2 separate regions of the Homo sapiens genome follow, and region 2 is linked to region 1. A link is a loop called in an ENCODE intact Hi-C map of the cell type or tissue named here. Cell type or tissue: heart right ventricle. All regions are shown on one strand. Links, peaks and the distances in the headings refer to the core of each region. The heading gives the core; the rest is flanking DNA.

Region 1 (8,339 bases), core at 113-8,112:
CTACAAACCACTGCTCAGTGAAATAACAGAGGACACAAACAAATGGAAAAACATTCCATGCTCATGGATAGGAAGAATCAATATCATGAAAATGGCCATACTGCCCAAAGTAATTTATAGATTCAATGCTAACCCCATCAAGCTACCATTGACTTTTTTCACAGAATAAGAAAAAACTACTTTAATTTTCATATGGAACCAAAAAACAGCCTGCATAGCAAAGAACAATCCTAAGCAAAAAGAATAAAGCTGGAGGCATCATGCTACCTGACTTCAAACTATGCTACGAGGCTATGGTAACCAAAAGAGCATGGTACTGGTACCAAAACAGATATATAGACCAATGGAACAGAATGAAGGCCTCAGAAATAAAACCACACATCTACAACCATCTGATCTTTGACAAACCTGAGAAAAACAAGCAATGGGGAAAGAATCCCCTATTTAATAAATGGTGTTGGGAAAACTGGCTAGCCATATGCAGAAAACTGAAACTGGACCCCTTCCTTAAACCTTATACAAAAATTAACTCAAGATGGATTAAAGACATAAATGTAACATTTAAAACTGTAAAAACTCTAGAAGAAAACCTAGGCAATACCATTCAGGATATAGGCATGGGCAAAGACTTCATGACTAAAACACCAAAAGCAATGACAACAAAAGCCAAAATTGACTAATGGGATCTAATTAAACTAAACAGCTTCTGCACACAAAAGAAACTATCATCAATGTGAACAGGCAACCTACAGTTTGGGAGAAAATTTTTGCAATCCATCCGACAAAAGGCTGATATCCAGAATCTACAAAGTACTTAAATAAATTTACAAGAAAAAAACAACCCCATCAAAAAGTGGGCGAAGGATCTGAACAGACACTTCCCCAAAAAAGACATTTATGTGGCCAACAAACATATGAAAAAAAGCTCATCATCACTGGTCATTAGAGAAATGCAAATCAAAACCACAGTGAGATACCGTCTCATGCCAGTTAGAATGGTGATCATTAAAAAGTCAGGAAACAACAGATGCTGAAGAGGATGTGGAGAAATAGGAACATTTTTACACTGTTAGTGGGAGTGTAAGTTAGTTCTACCACTGTGGAAGACAATGTGTTGGCGATTCTGCAAAGGTCTAGAACCAGAAATACCATTTGACCCAGCAATCCCATTACTGGGTATGTATCTAAAGGATTATAAATCATTCTCCTATAAAGACACATGCACATGTATATTTATTGAAGCACTATTCACAATAGCAAAGGCTTGGAACCCAAATGCCCATCAATGATAGACTGGATAAAGAAAATGTGGCACATATACACCATGGATACTATGCAGCCATACAAAAGAATGACTTCATGTCCTTTGCAGGGTCATGGATGAAGCTGAAAGCCATCATTCTCAGCAAACTAACACAGGAACAGAAAATCAAACACTGCATGTTTTCAGTCATAAGTGGGAGGTGAACAATGAGAACTCATGGACACAGGGAGGGGAACATCACACACTGGGGCCTGTCAGGGGTGGGGGGCTAGGGGAGGGGTAGCATTAGGAGAAATACCTTATGTAGATGATGGGTCGATGGGTGCAACAAACCACCATGGCATGTGTATACCTATGTAACAAACCTGCATGTTCTGCACATGTATCCCAGAAATTAAAGTATTTAAAAAAAAAAAAGAATGTTCCCCCAGGTGGATTCTGATACAGCTGTTTGGCAGGCTGGCCTCTGTGAAATAATGATGCAAATGTTTAGATCACATGGCCTCGATGGCCTATTGCAACTCAGTGAGTTCATTGTTGGCTCACCGTTGGGTTGGGTTCACAAATTAAATCCAGGTCAGTACACTGCTTTTCCTAGGAGTTTCTACAACTTCTTCAAGACAAACAGTGTTCAGTGTTCCCTCCACATCTCCTCTGGATGAACCCATCTTAGTGATGTCTATGTGATGTTACAAGTCCTGCAGGATAACTTGGAAGCTCATCTGCTACTGCAGCTAGCTTAGCATTTTCAACTTATTCTCATTCTAAGGTGCTTATGAGGCAGGACTCTTGCCGCATCTAAAGCATGACTGTCAAGCAAGTGGCATCTGTTGCCTATTATCAGAAGCAGAAGTAGGAGCACTTCTGCCCACTGCATCTTGGTATTGGAGTCTCCAAGGAAAACCCAAAGCAGTGAAGTACTGGATGGAGCAATGCTTCACTCATAAAGAAAAGAGATGGAGTGAGGTCAGCTTCAGTGGTAGGTATTGGTCCTCCATGGCCAGGGGGTCCCTCCTGGCAGCTGGCACAGGGTCATTGGCCTGCACACACCCCTCTTGTGCTATATTGGAAGAATGCCACTCCCTTTCCACAGGGAACAGATATAATCATGGGGTTGGCCAGGTGCCAAATAACACACATGCTTATGCAGAACAAAGGAGCATACATTGAGTCTGAAACAGGGAAAGATATTCCCACCCAAGGCGACAAGTCCAGCACAGGCCGTGAGGACTCTTTATCTCTTGGTAAGGAAGTATTTCAGGCCCAAGGCCCCATTCCTATCAGCTGAGAGGATGGCATGCTACTGACTTTCCTAACAGTGACCTTGCTTGTAGGATCCTGTGACTGTCACTGCCACAACCTAGTTTCAGATTTCCTCTTAGAAATGAAGATCTGCCCACATTCAAAGCTGTCATTATCAAAGCCATTTCTCTGAACTCTTCTGAAGAATAATCTTGGAACATCTGATATGTAATGTCTTTTAAATTACTATGGAAAAAAGACAGTCCTGTTTAGATTGAATTTTCCAGATTCATTAGCTACTGGGCTAGGTCTTACTGATACCCACTTTTGTTGACATACTAGAACTTTGTAAAAAATTGGTCTTCTAAACTGAAAACCTTGGAAACTTTTAAACATTGTCCTGAGTAGTTATTTTAGAATTTTGTATATTTGTATGTCTTTTTACGTTGCCTTTATATTAATATATGCCAGAGGTGCTGGGTATTTTATTCCTTGTCAGCATCTGTATTTGTGTACTGTGGAGAGTTCCCATGGTAATAATAAAAAGATAATTTTATTAAATACCAATTTATCCCTTGACAGTTTCAATGCTACTCAGAACAAGATAGGTTTTGTAAGTTCTGGTTTCACAGACTTGTAAGTTTCAACATTTTCTGTATTGTAGAAATCAGTATCCCTGAACGCATAATGATAATTAAAATGCCTTAGAAATCCAGTATAACCAAGAATATCCTGGCATGAAGTATTAGGTCATCAATTTGTGAGGAACATTGAGAGGAATTGAGATGGAATTAGGTATAATCACTCAAACAACAGTAGGACAGGAGGACTTGGAGAGAGAGTTTGTCATTGTATCTGTGACTGGGGATATTTTGGTTTGCTTGCCATGTCAGTGCCTTATTCATCAGGGTAAATATTTTGCCCCATCTAATTATTCTTGGGCTGCTATATCCTTGCTCCCCAGATGTAAATCCCAGGCCGTATCTGGAAAAGACTGAAGTAACAACAAAGTCTGCTTTAGTTGCAGGCATGCTGAATGTTGGCCACAATAGACAGCCTCGTTGAATGAACATTTAGGACATAGTGAGACAATGGGACACATGAAAAGATTTATCTGGCCAACCACTTATTCCCTTGCCAGTGAATCTCCAGTAAAAAATGTGTCTTGTGTGACTCTAAAGTAACATGCAGTCTTTTCATGAGTTTATAGACACTTTTAAATAGAACAATGAGAGAAGAGGGTATTTTACCTTGTTTCAAGATGGGAAGATCTGGGGTTAAGGGTGGTCAGAACATACTTTTGAAGTAGGTTTACCAAAGAGGACTTCCATTCAATTCAGAAAGGAACTGAGTATGTGCAGGAAGAGAAGCAGAGTTTGAGAGAGGCTTCGGAATTGAGAGAACTGGAGGTATGCCTTCCATGGGAACTTCAGAAAGATAGCTCACATTTTTATTAGGGAGTATTCAGACCTAAGTTCCAAAAACAATTAATATGTTCTCCCTGCTTTTTAATTTGTCAAAGAGACTCTAAAATTTAATTCCTTAATTATTAGGTCTCAAAAACGTTTATTCCTATAGACCATAATAGTTGCCAATTAAAGTGGAATTAATTTTCAAATATTAAAATGCATTTGAAACTATTCATATTAATTCTGAAGCAACAAAAGTAAAACAGGACAAGTCATTGAAGAAAAAAATGTACGATACCTCTTACTGCATGCTAAATAAAGCAAATTTAAAATTTGACATTAACTAGACTTTTATTCTAGATAGAGGGACCACATCTGTTCTCTCCTAACACCCCATGAAAATCCATCTCAAAATGTACAAGTATATATTTTTTAATTGCAGCAGCTCTGATAAGCAGGATAAGCTCTGATAAGCAGGAAAGACTACGTGCTGGACTTGAGAATTTCCAAATCCTGCCACATCAGTGGTGTTGGATTGAGAAGCACAGTCATGGATTCCATTTGTTCCACCCTGTGGTGTGGAAAAGTACACATCATCTGGCAGAGGATATGAAAAAGCTCTCTGTTACCAACACAGCCTGTTGCTAGCTCTCAGATTCCAACCAGAAAGTCAGGCAGCCACATTCCTTTCTGCATGAGGATAACATTTTATAGTCAGCCAGATCAGAGTTCTTCTCCTCTTTTTTGCCTTCTCTTTTCATTCTTGATTAGAGACTACATTAGAGACTACTCCTAATTAGAAACTTGTATGTTTTAGTAGAAACCATGCCAGATGTGTGATGCAGTTCAGTGGAATGTTAGAGAGCAACTGATGGTGGCACTTTGAATTGGGATTGTAAGCGTGACAGATGGGGGCTGAGGCAAGAAGAGCCTAGAAGCATGAGTCAGTGAGTATGCATGAATGTGGGAGGGTTTGTTGGGGGCATCACATCTTGTCTTTGTCAAAGAGGTAATTGAAGACTATGCCTAAGTTTTTAACAAGGTCAAGAGATTCTGGCAGTGAGGGAAGGAGGTTTATTTATTTATCTAGAAAATATTAATTGAGCATCTACTGTGTGGCAGATGCTGTTTTGGTGATAAAGAAATATGAGTAGAGAAGAGAGACCAGGGCCTGGTTCTAGTGGGGAAGGGGAGGGACAAAAATAAGTAAACCATTGAAAAATAGAATCTTTGATCATCATCAGTACGATGAAGAAAATAAGATGGGGTTGTGCGGCAGAGTGATGAGGGCTCTTCAGACCACTCCATTGTAGCTACAACATAGACTGAGCCCAAGTCTGAAGAACTTGTTCAGAAGAAACCAGAAGAAACAAAGTTTCTGTCATTCCTTTTCTTGTTTGATTCTCACCATACCCTATTATGCAGGTACTATTACTATCTTGTTCTACAGTTGGAAAAAAGCTAAGATAATAAATGGGCAAAGATGAATTCTTAAGAGAAATAATACAAATAATTAATAAATACCAGAAACATGTTAAAATTCATGAGTAATAAATGCACTAATAATTAAAGGAATGAAATTTAAAATTATAATTAGATATAATTTTAAATTGTTCAAATTTGCAAAGATAAAAAATAAGACCAAATTATTGCAAGTGATGGTGGTGTAAAATGTAGCCCCCTCATTTGCTTCTGAGGAGAAGGTTAATTGGTATAACTTTTCAGTAAACAGTCTTACCTGTAGGAATAAATACCAAGGAAATAACCAGAAAAGCAAATAAAGATTCATATGGCAGATATTAACTGCAGTACTATGTATAAAATCCCCAACTGGAAACTACCTACATGTTTGACAGCAGGGAAATACTTTCATAGGTACAACCATTACATAGTCATTAAAGATGATGTTCATGAAGATTTATTAACAGCATGGGGAAATGATTATTAAAATATATATTTTTAAGTAGGATAGAAGTTGTATATGTGGCACGGTGAAGTTTGGTAACAGAACCACCTGAGGTCTAAGTGGACACATGACTGTTCAATTAGAAATTACATTTCACAGTTTCTCTTAGCAAGGTGTGGCCACACAATCAAGTTCTGGCCAATGGCATGTGAGCAGAAATAACGTCCAAAATTCTAGATCATGTTCCCAAAAGGAAGCTGCTTACCTTCCACATCCTTTTTCCCTTTTCCCATAGGCTGATGGATAAATGTGGCAGTGGGGTAAGCTGGTTTAGACCATGACAAGAACAACACTGTAAGAAATGACAAAACAAGATAGAAGGAGCTTTGATCCCTGGGTGATCTTGTGGAGTACAGTGTGTACCTGCTGAACCTATCGATTGAACTTTAATGAGAGAAATAACCTTTTATCTAGTTTTCAGCTATTGTGATTTGGTCTCTGTTTAAACAGCTGAAATAATATCCTAATGAATACAGATAGCACCTCTGCAAATTATATACAACATTTTCCTTCTTTATTATTATGATTATTTAATACTTAAAGACACTAACGGTCTTAGTGATAAAGCTAAGGGGCAAGTTCTGATAGATTTGTTAATGAAAGCAGAATGCTTGACATTATGCCTCTGCCATTCGGGCAATCATATTTGCATATGTTTCAGAAAAGCACTTATATATAACTCTAATAATAACAGAGCCAGGTACAAATATAAAAAGGTGAAAGCTTTGATTAGTTTCTATAAGGTTTTAACTTGATCTCAGACCTGAGGAATATTAATGGCTATTTTTGTTTTCTGCTCTTGCCCATTGCTCCCATAATAAGCAATTGTATGCTCATTGATTTATTTGACTTTGTCAGAGATTTATCTCCATAGACTGATAAATTTTCCCAATTTGGGAGAAAGGGGAGCTTCCTGTACCATGAGTGACTAATAGGCAAGAAAGAGGGACAGAGAGGAGAGAGAAACATACCTTTCTCTTGGACAACTTTACTTCCTTCTCTTTATCAGCATTATTTACTAGAACCAAGATAAACAGTCAGCCCAGGTGAACTTCTGGGAGCCTAATGGACTGCATGGCAATGCCTCATTGTTCTAGCAAAGGAAAGCTATGGTAGAACCAGCACAGGAATTGGAGGGAATGGGGGCACAGATTGGAGGGAATGGGGGCACAGAAACATAAATGGAGACTGAATGATGGGGTGGGGGGAGACGAAAGGAATGATGAATAAGAGAAGGTCAAGTCTAAATCTAAGCTTGGGAATTTTGATCCAATGTCAGGTAGGCTTTGGAATCCAGAGGCTTTTAAGTTTTAGAGAAACAAGGATGGGACAATTAGGTGGAGTAGTGTCCTTCAAGAAAATCTTTCCTTTCTAAACATGAGGTGAAAGAAGAGCAAGGACAAAAACCCAGTCTTCAGAGAAATCAGCTGACTGAACCGAGACCAAATAGCAGCCTCCAGTCCATGATTCAAGGAGAGGGCAAGACTATATTGGCTGGCACTGATGCCTTGTTGGGTTGAAGGAGAGACCCAGGTATTCAAGGGCACTACACAGAAGGAGACAAGAAGATGAAAGGAACTCTTAAATTTATTGAGCATCTAATATTCTATTTAATTCTTGCAGCAATCCTGGGAGCACCCTTAACACAAATGTTTAATGTTTTGGTCAAGATCAGGAATTTAACAGACGGAGGATTTAGATTTGTCTGTCTCTAAAATCCATGTTCTTTTTTAAATGCCATTTTGAGAATTCTCAGAGATTGTTGCCCAATACTCTTCCATAAATTGAGGAATAAAGAAGACTAAGATATTCCCCAAACTTGATGACTTGCCCCATGAGAACTATCGATTTAAGTCCCACAAGCCTCTGTGTTAGTTCACAGAGGGAAGAGGAAGCCTATGGGTAGATAGGGAGATGCCCAGGGGAGAATGAAGGATGGTTCTGCTCCATTGTCCAGAATCTCAGTTTGCTTTGTTCCAGATTAACTCCAGGTGGCCTGATACTGTGTACTGATGACCACAGCAACCTTCCAAAGGATCCACAGGAGCCTAATAGCCTTCAAAGGAAGCATCACAATATAGCATGAGAATATGCCCAATGTTGAAACTGATCAGGAAAAAGCAAGTGAAATTAATCATTATATACTTAAAAAAAAATGAAACTAAGTAAATATCCATTCACAAAGGAGGAGTTAAACAAATCACAGGGCATTTTTCCCTTTACAAAGCCAATTAAAAAGGTGGTTGAATTAATTATACTTCCATGGATGGATATCCAGGATGTATTGAGTGCAAAAAGCAAGTTAATAAGAACAACAAAAATGATATACCTATGTGCTCATATACCTCTGTGTGACACAGAGAAAGGCCAGGAAGAACATGTATCCTTTAATGGTTATTTTGGGGGAAGAGAAGGTGGAATGGGGAAGGAGTAGAGCAGTGACTTTTGCTCTTCATGC
Region 2 (8,339 bases), core at 308-8,307, 290 kb before region 1:
GTGGCTAAGGACTCCTGACCTCAAGGAGTTTATAGTCCAGGAAACATATAGTCCAGGTTGGTGCAAATGGCAGAGCCAGGGCTCTAGCTCAGATCTGTACCACTTCCTGGCCACACTCTGAACCTCATCACTCTACGGCCTCTACTTCTTGCTCTGCTTCTAGTTTTTATACATTATTCAGCAACATGGACCATCACATCAACACAGAGTGGTTAAGTGTTGTGCATAATAAATACTGACCATAAATATTTGATCAGTGCTGCTGTCCTGGTATTCAATGAGCTGTTAACTTTCAACTAATGGGCTTGTGCCAATTTACCCACAGCTATTAATTTTCAGCAGTGATTATGCTGCTGTTCAAACCAGACCCTGGTAACCAGGACAGTGCATCTGGAATGGAGCTAAGGGGAGCCCCCGGGCCACGACCAGCTAAGATTTGCAGAAATACAGTTAAGACTGGACATTTTGCTATTTGAGTATTGGCATGGTCCAAATGTTTGTGTTTCCCCAGAATTCTTATGTTGAAACCTAACCCCCAAGGTGATACTATTAGAAGGTGGAATCTTTGAGAGGTAGTTAGGTCATGAGGGCAGAGCACTCATGAATGAGATTAGTGTCCTTATAAAGTGGCTGAAGCGAGACCCCTCACCGCTTCCACCATGTGAGGACATGATGAGGAGGTGCCATCTATGAATCAAACAATTGGCCTTCACCAGACACAGGATTTGCCAGTACCTTGATCTTTGACTTCCCAGCCCCCAGAATTGTGAGAAATAAATTTCTGTTGTATATAAGTCACCCAGTTTATGGTATTTTGTTATAGCAGCTTGAATGGACTAAGAAAGTAGTATCATTTTAGTTTTTGTTTAAAAATTCCCTAGGAATTAGGAGCGTTAGAATATGGAAGGCAGGGAGGTAGAGCAGAAAGAGCACTGCATGAAATGAGGTCAGGATACCTGCTGCTGCAAATCTGCTGTATGACCTTGAGCTCTAAAGTCACAGCTGCTCCACACCTCAGCCTCCTCTTATGTCTATAAAAAAGTCTCCAACGCTAAATGCCAATGGATAAATTTAGGTGTCAGAGTTGTTAAAATTTCAAATTTCCTTTTGATATATTTTGTGTTCTTAATATCTCATGGAAAGAGTTCTCTTTCAATGCTATGCATGTAACCTACTCAACCTAAAAAATGATTATAATAAAATCATGACTGATACCAGGCAGATATAGTATCAATATATTACTGTTGATAAATAATAAAATCATGTATTTTATTTTTTATAATACTATTATAACATAATAGTATTATTTTATAATAATATAATATTATATATTATAAGACCTGTGCTCCGAAGACCCAGACCTGAGCTCCTTAGGTAGTAAGGATAGAGGCAGCCATTCCCTCGCAGTGAGAGAAAGGCCACACGCCCTTTCTTCCCCCACACACGTAGGCTAGTGCAAAACAGGGCAAGTCAATGTTTTTTTCTGCAAGAAATGTCATCTGAGGATGTCTGAGTGTGGGTAATGCTCTTGTCTACTGACTCACTGACTATGGCGGGGCCGTCAAAGCATTGCGTCTGCTGCAACATTGTGCTTTTTGGCAAGGGAAAGTGAGCAGATCTGTTTCTGCGATTGTGGTGCACTTTCCTGAGGTTAACTTTGCATGAAGCCCGGAGCTCAAGAAAGGACCACATTTCCTCAAACCAGGCTCACCAGAGTGGAGGTGGGGGAGTCAGTCTAGGAAGGCAGGGCGGAAGGATCATTTTCTATCTGCACTGTAGACAACAAGCACCTGCGTATTTTGAAGTCAGGGTTGTGCAAAAGTGATCCATTGACTCTTGCACCTGGGTCACTGCAGGAGTCCTGGAACAAGTTAGAAGGCCAAGTTATTTTCTACTGGACTCTACAAAGGTGTGCCAAACTCTCCAGCTGGGGTTCGGCACCCTTATTCAACTGGGAGCTCTAGGAGCTGCCACCTGGCATTGCCATTTTCAGCTCAGGACTCTGCCATGTGTTCTGGCCCCCACTTGTAAGCACAGCTTACTCCTTCTGAGTCAACAGAGCCATGCTTGTCTAGGGGGTAGAATGCTTGGGTTCCATCTCTGAACTCTCCCCTCACCAGCAGGCCTGGCTGTGGCTTGTCCAGTAAAATGACAGCTTCATGGTCAGCCTATGCTAGCAGGTCCAAATCAAGAGTCCTGGTCCCTGGGAAAATAGCCACACCTTATCTAAAGAGGTCAATCTGCTTGTTAGGAATACTGCCAGTGCCAGTGATTCATAGGCACACATCCCAGTTTCACACAACTGCAAGTCTGGCCATGACACTCTCTCACTCTCATACACATTAACAGACACTAGTAACCCCTCCTCTTCCCCCCGAGATGACCTGAGGGAGGGGAAACCAAAATAAACACAAGCTGTCCACGCCTCACCCCTCCCGAGTGAAAGCAGGTAACTGCTAGGCATAAATTTTCCCACTGGTCAAGCCAGAGACCCCTTTGCCTTTGGTGGCCGCATTAGTTTCTATCCTGATGGGTCCTGTTTCAAGGGCTGATCTGTGTTTAGATAGTATCAACATTTAGCATGAGGGCCCTCCCACACCCCTTTCCCTTTGGGTTTGGGAGGCACAAAATCTTCTCCTCCATTCCTTCCCTGTCCCTGTGTTGAGGATCCTCAATCACCAGTATCAATTCTCCAATCCCTCTACAGTGCTCATTATGTGACTGAATAGGGCAGGGTCAGTAGAAAAAAAATTTATGAAAATGATTACAAATAATAGTAATTTAGATTTATATGTGCTACATACTGTGCTAATAGCTTTGAACTCATTCAATTCTCTGAACACTCTAGTACGTAGGTACTATTCTCATAAAGAATAGTGCTCTATTCTACTGATGAGAAAACTGAGGCTTAGAGAAATTAAGCATTTGCCCAAGGTCACCAAGATGGTAAATGACAGCGCTATATTCAAACACAAGATGTTAACTACTATTCCATATTGCTTTCCCAATTGCCTCGCAAACTTGGCCACAGTATCAGGGAAACAGGGCTACCAGGGCCAAGAATTCAGGCCATCTGGTTAGGTTATCCAATCCAGTGTTTGTACAGCCCCCTCTGGGAGGGACGCCTACGTGGACGACATCCAGGTATTGTCTATGCCACCTTAGGAAGAGCAATTTTACAATCTTCCTTGGTAACCTGGTTCATGGTTTAATCATTAACCTAAACTCTTGTTTTAGCAGAATTTTATCAGTGCACTATTGATTGCTCTATTCTGTGTGGGAAGACATGAAAGAAAAATGCCTGTACCATCACCCTTCCCAGAACTGAAGACTGTTATAAAGTTATTCCCTTTAGCCTCCTCTACCCAACTCAACAACTTAAATGTTTCCCCAGATTTCCACTATCCGTCTCCCACTGAAATCACGGAAGCTGCTGTTGTTGTTAAAGAAGCTGAGGCTGTAATGCCAGCATTTCCATGTCATCATTATCTCTGTGTCACAGAGGCTGGAGAAAGGAGGAAGGAACTAGGGAGACCTTCAATCCAAGTTCACTCTCTGCCTCTGCACCAACAGCAGCAATCTGAGGCTCTGGCCTCCAGCAGGGCTGTCTGCATTTTCAGATAGATCTAGCCAATTCTCCTTGAAGGAACTCGAAATGGGCCCCACGGGCAACAGTGCAGTAAGACCCTGTCACGACAGAGAATGAATGAGATGACAAGACAGCGCTGTGCAAAGGGGATGCAGGAAGAGAAGGCAGGAGTCATCCACTTAGAGCTGGATCCCCAGCTGGACCTGAGCGTGAGCCTCCAGAAGAGGTCACCGCAACTCAGCTGGGAATATTCTTCTCATTGCTTTTTAGGTTATCCATCCTTGTTTCCTCAGCAGAAGTGGTGTTTCTGTTAAAGCCAGTTATTTTCTTCCCCGAAAGGTCACCTGAAAAGTGTATTTGAAGGGCCAGATCATAAGCCTGACATGCCAACACAAGTCATCAGCAGATGTTGTTTCTGGAAGGCTAAATTCAAACCACTAACCAGAAAAAAAACTGCCCTTTGATCTGAAGCACAACAACAGTAATAAATCCTCTTTATCACCTGACCAACAGGGCCTCTCTTTCCTTTGGTTTGTGACTGCCTTAGATAGCTGGCTGCCAATAAAAACTGCCCCTTTCCCTTCTAAAAGGCACAGTTCTCAGCGAGTATGAGAATGTGCAGAGTGCGCACTCAGTCACGCAGGAAATGCCCTTCTCTGGATTCAGGGGCAGCAGGGAGTATTGCTGACAGCTCAGCGCTGGTCCGGTCAAGCTCAGAGCCCCAGAATTGAGGCCCTGAAATAACAATCGACCCCTCTCCGAGGGAAAACTAGCCCCGAGGTGCGTAGTTCCCTGGGACTGGGGCTTGCTTTGTGTCTGGTGAAGAGATAAGGACACACTGCTACACTCAGGATGAGAAAGGGACAGGATGGAAAAGCAAGCACGAGCAGCCTCACGTCCTCCATGTGTTGGCTAAGTGGGGCAGGGATATTCGAAGACCTGATCTCTTCTCCCCGACCCCCTGTTCTGTGCCTCGATACTTGAGCCCTAAACTTCTGAGCAGGAACTAAAGATGGTCCATAGTTCCTAAAGATCCAAGGTCAGAAGGTCAGAGATACGGCTGAGGACATTAGAAAAGAGCCAAAGAAACCAGGTACAAGAAGAAATTTTCCACGACTCAGGTGTTTAGTAAGTAGCAGATGGGAATTACATAAAGGGGAAATAGCTTAATTTTATATCTCTCATCACAGGAAAATACTGAAATAAAGTTTCTTGGCACTGTAGCTCCCCAACACCCCAGAGCTGAGAAGCCTGCTCCTCTCTTGGCCCACCTTGTGCGCAGTTTCTGCAAACTGCTGGGCGCTGTTCTTCAGGTCTTCTGTCTTCTCCTCTGCTCGGCCTAATCGCTCTCCACGCTCATTCAAGGCCTGGCTTGCCTTCTGCACTGCGCTGGTCACGCTGTCAGCAGCTGAATGGAGGATGCTGTTTCCTGAAAGGAGGAGAGCAGGAGCATCAGAAACTGGCTCAGCTGACCCACAGTGACCAGACTCCGGCAGGGTGAGTATCCTGTAAGAGGAAGGCAGGTCACACTGCAGAAAGGCCGCTCGTCTAGTGTCTAGGAAACAAGCCGACATTTCTTTTGATTGGGTTTGACTGACGCACTTGCAGCAAGAACACCCACTGACTGCAGGACCTAGGAAAATCCTAAATGCTTCTCTATAAACTCATCACTGACATGCCAGTCATTTCCATTCTGCCAGTATTCTATCTGTGGAGGCTCAAAAGGATGGGGCCTGTCTGGATTTACAACTTGGCTTGCAAAGATAAATGAAAACGTTGACAAGTTCACAGAATTAGGCAAGTTCAATGAGACATATCTGGATCTTATGTTATTTCCTTTTGACCTGTGGTTTCGGTGAATAACCATAGGAAAACTGGGACCACAGAACTTTTCTAGATAGAATGCTCTATATTCCTTCCAATGCTTCTTCTTCATTTTACCCCTTCATCCAGCAAGTAAAGAACACCCCAAAATGTACAGCTTCATGTAAGAGCTATGATCCAGTCTCAAAGCTCAGAGTAGATGTGTCTGCTCCCAACCTTGGATTCTGTACCATGGCTCGGATGGTTGGGACTCCTTACCTCTGATCTCTAGTATGTGAAATACGGAGCCTCAGGACCATACTTAACCAGCAGGTACAAAACAGTGATAGAAACCAGCCCTAGAAGAAACTTGGTACTCCCAAACTCAGGAGTGGTGATACCAAGAAGGTTGAAAGCCATTGCATCTCAGAGGGTCATGCATTCCTGACATCCCATTTGCCGGGACTGGGCAGCAAAATTCAATAGTGAAGAACTTGCCAATGCATAAATCACTGAGAAATAGCAACTTGCAAAATGACAACCAAAGGAAATTTATAGCTGTATTTTGTTAACACTGAGTGTGAGATATTTAATGGCATTTTATATAATGACTTTATGTCTTTGAATAAGTTTATTACATCATTTAACTTTGTACCTGGGATGGATACATCTAGCCACAGATAGCTTTTAATAGAAACGCAATTTCCACTGGTCTCAGCTGCAAAGGGTTCTTAATTTCTCCTCTGTGGGCACAGTCTGTGGTTTGTGGAAAAGGATCTCAGGCAAAGAAAGTGCCTGGACTGGAGGAAGCACTTAGTAAATGTTTTTCCATTTTTCTTCTTTAATGGTGGATTTCAAGGGATTCAATTATGCACTGAGGGGAGGAGAATGGGGTTAACTCAGTGTTACTCAGTTGCATCAAGCACTACATGAACCAAGATAAATCAGCACAGATAAATAGGGAGCAGAGGAAATGCAGTTCTAGGCAAATCTGGTTGAATGCAAGGTTGGAATGAAAGGTCTGGGTCTTCAGAACAGATTTAGGAGGAGAAATCTTGGTCCCCTTTGCTTTCATATCATACTCATAACTATGATAATAACCCATCCATGCTGCTCAACACTTGAATAGCACTTTGCAATCATAAAGCACCTTCACGAATATTATCTCACTTGATTGTCACAATTCTGCTGATAGGATTGAGACTAGCAGAGGTTAAGAGGCTTGCACAATACCGTATCACTAGGGAAGTGACATGGATAGCACTTGAGCCTGGTTTCCCAGTGACTTTTCCTTATTCTCTACCTTGTTCTTTGCAGATATGGTGTTGGTTCAGAGAAGCAATCACTAAGACAGAATTGTGCGCAGACTAGCATACAGATAGGTTTTGACAGGTTATTTCCCAAGGTAACGCCTGACCGTTTCTGTCCTCAAGGTACTCCTCTTGGTAAATTAAGAGTTATTACCCATGCCACATGGAAAGTCAAGTTTTCTCAAAAAAGGAAGAGGCCAATGGGGTGGAACAGGAAGATGGGGAAGGGCGCAGAGGAGTTGGGAGAGGGCACAAGAAAATCTCCTTTTCCTGCCTCCTTCCATATATTCACAGCTGAGCCACCAGAGGACTGGGAAAAGATAGGGCAGGGAAGCTGCAACTTCACCACTAGGAATAGCTTCCTTAAATCAAAAGGATTTTAGAATTAGCTGCTATAAAATTAAGAGGGTGTATAACCAAGACTTGCCTTTTCCCACTGGAATTAACCTGCATGATCTTCACTCGTGTTTCTGGAATGAACCTACTACACATAAGCCTTGCTGCTTTGTTGCTTGAAATTAAGCTTGCACGTGATGTCAGGTAACATCACACTCAGTTTTATATGATACTGTTTAACAGGAGACATTATAACTCATAGAGAACCAGATGCTGTCTTCACTGTTGAAAGATGACATTGCTGACTACTGCCAATAGGAAATCCACCTTCAGTTATTTTCAGGCATCAGGATGAATTCGAACAAATTTCATTTCCTTGGTTGAAATAACCTCTTCCAGTTTCAATTCTACCCACATTTTAGGCACAGTGAAGTCCCATCACCTTTATTAAGCTTCAGGTCAATTCCAATCTCTCCCTCCACTCAACTCCCTAAATAATATCTATATCCTTCTTGGGTACTTAATTAAGTACAATCACGGGCAACTCTTCTCCTACTTGACTTTTTCACCTGTAGATGCAATGACTTCCCAGCTGGATTACAAATTCTCAGAGTGCATCATTTCGCTCTGTTGACCATTCCCTAAATCTTTAATATTTTTCCTCTATTGACTTAGATCTTCTGCTGACTTATTTTCTTCTATCTGGGATCCTCTTGCTCAAACTGTAATCCCAGGGTTCTTTCCCTCACTCTCTTCTCCTTTGCACTCTACAGACTCTCTCTGGAGCAATCTCATCCAGCTCCTGACTTCCATAACCAAATCCTTATCTTTCACTAGGTCATGCTGCTGAGCTCCAGGCCCATAGGTTTTCTTATGGAAAAAGTCCAACAGAATGACCCAAAGTCATCTTAAGTTCAGTAAGTCAAAACCTCAACTCATTATCTTTTCCCTCCACACCTGTTTTTCCTTTGGGTCCCCTACTTAGCAAACAACCCCAATATCTGCCCAGGTCCTGAATCCAGCCGGAAATCTGGGAGTCTAGTCTAGACACCTTCCTCACTTTTATCCCATACAACTAAAGGTCACCTCCTATACAGCTCTCTACACTCTTGCCTTTTTACCATCCTCTTGCCTCACATATACACACAATCTTTACCACATCTATGATAATTACTAGAAATAAAATTGCTGGTTCAAAGCATACAAACATTTTTAGGCTCTTGGTGTATGTTGAAAATTGCTTCCCTGAAAGATTTATTCAACATTCAAAACTATTCATGAAGTACATACTACGTGCCAGG

Evidence for each region. Hi-C counts contacts between places; a loop is a spot of excess contacts. Peaks named below come from ENCODE experiments on the same cell type or tissue, not always from the same donor. Only the 100,000 strongest peaks of a DNase experiment are listed, where the experiment ranks them.
Region 2: it touches region 1 in a loop (2.9-fold over the local background); 6 of 110 quality-filtered maps call a loop at or near these places.

What each region holds. Positions count from the first base shown.
Region 1 is chr14:25,106,686-25,115,024 of GRCh38, forward strand. No RefSeq gene overlaps it. Among named protein-coding and RNA genes, the nearest start is that of LINC02286, 45 kb to the right of the region's middle. In heart right ventricle, for the core only: no CTCF peak of the experiment used is centred there; a DNase peak (open chromatin) is centred at 4,496; H3K4me3 peaks cover 2,040 bases; H3K27ac peaks cover 2,555 bases.
Region 2 is chr14:24,814,177-24,822,515 of GRCh38, forward strand. It overlaps STXBP6 (syntaxin binding protein 6), which reads right to left. Exons shown (of 6, transcript NM_001394410.1): 5 at 4,861-5,018. LOC124903293 (a long non-coding RNA gene) reads left to right here and starts at 4,182. Exons shown (of 2, transcript XR_007064089.1): 1 at 4,182-4,717; 2 at 4,814-8,339. In heart right ventricle, for the core only: a CTCF peak has its summit at 3,811 (motif pointing right); DNase peaks (open chromatin) are centred at 2,229, 3,068 and 3,742; H3K27ac peaks cover 4,440 bases.